Regions from separate parts of the Mus musculus genome. Here region 1 is linked to region 2. A link is a contact called in ENCODE Hi-C or POLR2A ChIA-PET data. All regions are on one chromosome and are shown on one strand. The core of a region is the stretch at or near the end of the contact, and the rest is flanking DNA. Distances in the headings are between cores, read along the strand shown.

What was found. A loop is a pair of places that touch in the nucleus more often than their neighbours do. ChIA-PET counts read pairs that join two places held with the same protein, here RNA polymerase II (POLR2A).
Region 1: a map of heart shows a loop between it and region 2 (2.3-fold over the local background). The contact joins the promoter of Zfp943 here to the promoter of Zfp946 in region 2. A Hi-C loop is called at or near these places in 2 of 37 maps with a recorded cell type or tissue (T-helper 17 cell and heart). POLR2A ChIA-PET finds 5 or more read pairs at or near these places in 1 of 5 experiments (embryonic stem cell).

Annotation. Positions count from the first base shown.
Region 1 is chr17:21,961,302-21,964,001 of GRCm38, reverse strand. It overlaps Zfp943 (zinc finger prtoein 943), which reads right to left and starts at 1,443. Exons shown (of 4, transcript NM_001025373.2): 1 at 1,183-1,443. It overlaps Zfp942 (zinc finger protein 942), which reads left to right and starts at 1,538. Exons shown (of 6, transcript NM_001199048.1): 1 at 1,538-1,746.
Region 2 is chr17:22,422,952-22,425,651 of GRCm38, reverse strand. Zfp946 (zinc finger protein 946) reads right to left here and starts at 1,450. Exons shown (of 7, transcript NM_198003.3): 1 at 1,223-1,450.

The DNA.
Region 1 (2,700 bases), core at 194-2,693, 460 kb after region 2:
CAGCCCCAAATTGTCCAGTAAAGATTGTACAAATAAAGCTTTTGCTGTGTTGAAAGTAAATAAATAAATACATAAATACATTCATGAATGATGCCTCCAAAAAGGAAACTGTGAAGGAAAGAGTAAATATCAGAAATAAAAATGTCCCTTTTAATCTAAAGATTTCATTTAACTATGTGAGATGTGAGTCTCATTCACACATAGCTCAGACACAAAGAGAGTCATTCTCCCAGGAATCCTGAAAAGAAAGCTGGAGAGACTGCAAGAAAACTATTGTCTCCCATAGAAACCAGACTGCTACACTTGTCCAAAGGGAGATCTCTGCAAAAATCCCTGTCAGCAGAGTCTAAGCATTCCCACTCCTACAGGATGTCCACAACCACAGGACTTGATGATAACAAACCCTACAATAAAAAAAAAAAAAAAAAAAAAAAAAAAAAAAAAAGCTTGGCCACATATGTAGGTGCAGAGCGCTTTTCTTCAACCACAGAGATCTTTTTTCTGATACAGGAGAGTGATCGTAGTTGTACAAAAGATGCTTTCTAAAACTTTAATCTATACTGGGTTTTCTAATCATAACAATAGAGTGGTCTGATACACTCACATAGCAATAGTGAGCTTGCCTGGCCCTAAGGTGTACCATAAGAACTCAGCATATGAAGACGCACTTCTGAATGCTTTATTTACATCCGAAACTGCATACAACACTAAAGTCTACTTAGTAAATATTAATGTTTACAATCACAACCATAGCATAACATAAAGTATATTTTCTCGTTCAAAAAAAAAAAGAATCTGTACTGGTTCTTCATATGGTTAGTATAAATACAAAGTTCTATTTAGCGAAGTAAAAGGTATTCTCTTGAATAAGCAATTAGTAAAACACGGGTGTTAGAAACATGAATACATTTACGTCCCGTATGCTTTGTGATTGACACAATAGCAAACAGCAGATAATGCAACTGCTCTATCATTTTTAATGAGTTATTTTACAACTGAATATTCTGATAACTGGAGGATAAATGAAAAAAAAAATCATGATAGACCCCCAGTTCACAGGATCTCAATTTCCCGACAACGGTAAGATAACAGAACTGTGAGAGCGGCATCCATAAAAGCAGCTGCGTAAAACACCCCGCTGCTCCGCTCCCTCCCGTTTCCCAGCCCCGCAGCGCCTCTGACCTGGGACCTTCCGGGGCCACCGGGCTGCGGTGCCCGCCGCTGCGCTGCTGACTCTCCCAGGTCCGCAGCCAGGAAACTGCGTCTGAGGAGCTTTCCGGTTTCCGGAGGAAACTGGGGCCGAAAAACCAGCGCTCAGTTCGAGTACACATGGATTACACAGGTAGCAAGGGGAATGGTGGCTTTTCACGTCATTCTGGCCTGGACATTTGGAGCTGGCGACCTAGAAGAGAACGCAGCTGGACGGACTCTACCAACGTAATTAAGGAAGTGAAAGCGGCGGGCCTGAAGGCGTTAGCGCTGTCACGTGACCGGAACCGTGGTGTCCTGGGCGGGGCTAGGGGAGCCGCTCCAAAGATCGTGGCCAGAGACTGGGAACCGCGTCCCCTTAGGTACCTGTTGGAGCCAAGTTGTCTCTACTCCCACTGCGGGCGACTTACCCTGGCCTGGTTCTTTTCGAAGGCCGTAAACTCTCCTCAGATGCGGTTTCCTGTGCTGACCTGGGAGAGTCAGCCATCAGCCGCGCAGCCGCGGGCACCGCAGCCCGGCGGCCCTGGAACCTTGCAGGTCAGAGGAGCTGCGGGGCTGGGAAATGGGCTGGAGCGGAGCAGGGGCTTGTTTTCTGCAGTTGCTCTTAAGGACGCCGCGCTCACAATTCTGCTGTGGATTTTTATCATTGTCAGGAGGTTTGAGATCCTATGAACTGGGTGTATCGTGGTTTGTTTGTTTGTTTGTTTGTTTGTTTCATTTATCTTATGGTTACCAGAATGGTTTCCGAAAATAGTGTCGTAGAACATTTGCAGTACTGTAGTTTGCACACGGGGTTCTCTTTGTTACAGCAGTTACAAAGCTTCTCGAACTTAGATTTCTTAACTCCCTTGACCCATCATTTGCCTACTCAGGAGAGAGTGGCCTCTGGCCTGGGAAATAGGCATTCCCAGAGAGCTTTGTAGATATTAGTCTTATGAGGAACCAGTACACATTTGAGTGAATCAGAAAATATACATTACGAAGCACCAAAATTATGACTGTAAACATTAAGTTTTACTGACCAAAGTTTTGCTCCCCGTTAGAGTTCCATCTTAGATGCATGCTCTCTTTGATGTAAATACAGCATTCAGACATGTGTCTTCATATGCTTAGTTATTAACATCACACCTTACGGCTGAATGAAAATGAGATGATGACTGTCCAAAGGTGTGGCTGAGGAGAAGGTTAATTGTAGGTCATGATAATGCTCAGATTAGCTGGAGAAAACAAACAAACAAACAATTCCACCATTTGAGTAAGGGTTGTTAAATACTAACCAAGAGATGGACTTTGGTCACATGCTCCAGAGCTTTATAAAGACAAACCTATAGGCCACCATACTTTCCCATGCATGAGGTTTTGCAATTTTCTCAAGAACTAAAACTCCCAGCATTCCAAGAAGGTACCTGGTTCTTGCGAAGGTGGTGCTTACACGGTATTTTTGGGTTTTACAGTATGAACCAGAAAACAACCAGAGGCCACTTGAAGAGT
Region 2 (2,700 bases), core at 201-2,700:
GGGAAAGTTTTCTCTCAGTTGTAGAAGTTCCCTGGTGGAATTTTTTGGGTCACCTATATATACTGTCATATCATTTACAAATAAGATTTTTACTTTTTCCTCTGTAATCCAATGTTTATTTTCTTTATTTCCTTCAGCGGTCTTCTTGTGCTAGCTAAGAATTCAAGTTTCATATTGAATAGACATCGTGGAGAAAGTGAATGGCCTAGTTTGTTCCTGATTTTATTGCAATTGCTTTGAATTTCTCTTCATTTAATTTGATATTGGCTGTAGGCTTCCTGTAAACGGACCCATTTCTCAATGCTTTACTTACATCCTAAACTGCATACATCTCAGATGAATAATTCATGGGCAATAAAAAGTATGCTTAATAAATGTTAATGTTTACTGCAATAACTGTAGTGCTCCATACGGTCTACTTTCTAGTAACCTCCCCCCAGCCTGAAGCAGGCTAAGCCAGACCTTGAACTTGCTGCCACTAAGGAGATTACCTTGGGTAGAGCCTTCCTACCTAGATCACTCTATTGTTCAGCCACTGCTGCTACCAGCTGGGACGGAGACTATTCCTGCAGCTGGTTCCAGGCTCCAAGGATGAACTGGCGGGAATGGGCCTCCCCCACCCCCACCACACCCCCCCCCCCCTTTATAAGCGCATTTGCCATTAAACATTTGAGCTTTGATCAGGAATCTTGACTTAGCTCCATTTTTCTCTCCACCGCCTAGTTCCCCTCTCTTTTCAGCCCCAGCTTGGCTTCCAGGTGAAATCCGGTTCATGTGAGCCGCGGTCGGCTTCCAACACTTCCTGGTTCAAAAAAAAATCTGTACCGTTTCCTCATATGACAATTATATACAAAGCTCTTGGAGGATACCTATTAACCAGAGCCAAAGGCGTTCTCTTGAATAAGCAATTAGTAAAACGAGGCAGTTAGAAAGCATGAATGAATTTACATTCCAGGAACTGTTACAATAACTAACAGCATATAATAATGCAACTGCTCTACCAGATATTTTATGGGTAATTTTATGACTGAATATTCTGGTAAATGTACGATGAATGAAAAAAATCACGATAAATCCCAGTTCACAGGATCTCAAACTTCCTGACAACCGTAAGATATCCACAACAGAATTGGGAGAGCAGCGTCCAGGGAAACCATCCCCCCCCCCCCCCTTACCCCCACCTCGGCTCCCGCCCGTTTTCCAGCCCCGCAGCGCCTCTGACCTGGGAGGTTCCAGGGCCGCGGGGCTGCGGTGTCCGCCGCTGCACAGCTGACGGCTGACTCTTCCAGGCCCGAGTTTTCCCTAGGTCCAGAAATAACCAGGACAGGAAAACCAGCCCCCGGTTAGAGAACAAGTTGTTCACTTAAGTACCTAAGGGAATGGTGAATTTTCCTATCTGACTTGATCTTTGGAGCTGCTCTCCTAGACCCGCCCACTACGGCCCCGGTTCCGGTCACGTGGTTCCCCCCAAACACTTCAAGCCAGGCGCTTTCTTTTCCGTAATTACTTTCCTAGACCCTCTGGTTTTTTCTTTTTGCTGGCCCCCTCCCCGCCCGACAAGTACCCACGCCCCAGGGAGGTTCCGGCCCCTCCCACTCAGTCTCAAGCAGCCTGCTACAAAGCTCCAGCAGCCAGGCTGCCCTAGACCTGCTCTGCACAGCCTCCGATATGCTTTCACACCAGAACAGGATAAGTAAGGACGCTGCACCCCAATATCTGAGTCCCAATTGAGTTCTGAACCCCTCAGATAAAAGATGGGCAGCCTAACTAAGAAGTTAAGATACAAGCCTTCTGAGCTTTTAAAAACGCTCAGCAAATGGCAACCAATACCCACAATTCTGATTTCTTTCCTTCCATTCCCTACACAAAATACTAAAAGTAAGTAAAAAAGCCTGGCTTCTTCCCAAAGCCAGTCTTAAAACATGTGAAATACAAGAAAGACTAATCATATGAAAATGTGGATAAAAACGTATGGGACAGATAATAATAAGAGGAGAGCTGTGCAAGCTCACGGGGGAGCTGCAGGGGTAAAGGACACTTGGTAGAAACTGCAAGTGGTAGAACAGGGCACTTGGAAAGCATGAATAAAGTTAAACTCCAGGAGCATTGTCCTGGCCACAATAGCAAAGAGACTAGGTAATGCAAATACTTTTCCCGAATATTTCTCTGTAAATAGCATAGCAACCATAATATGAATGAAAACATCAGCATAAGACCCAATTTGTGTAAGTGAAAATATAATGATAGCACAACAGAATCTTGATAGCCAGGAAAAAATAAAATGTGGTGAGTTTGCATTATTTAAAATTTCAAGCACAGGGGATTCATGGTCAGGATCAGGATGGTAAGGAAAATGAACATAGAAATGAATGGATTTTCAAGGGGAAGGACATTTGTGCCTAGCACATCACTTTATCACTCTGGTCTGTAAGATACAGGCTGGAATTTGGATAAAGAATGTGTTGAATATGTAGACTGCTTTTGGTAGAATAGCCATTCTACTTCCTAATTGTCTTCTTCAATTTCCTTTCTTCAAAGACTTGAAGTTGTATCATACAGGTCATATACTGGTTTGGTTAAAGTTAACACCAACATACTCTTTTTTTTTTTTTTTTTTTTTTTTGAGGCTATTGTGAAAGGTGTTGCTTTCCTAATTTTTTCCCTTAGTCCCTTTGTCATTTGTATATAGGAAACCTATTG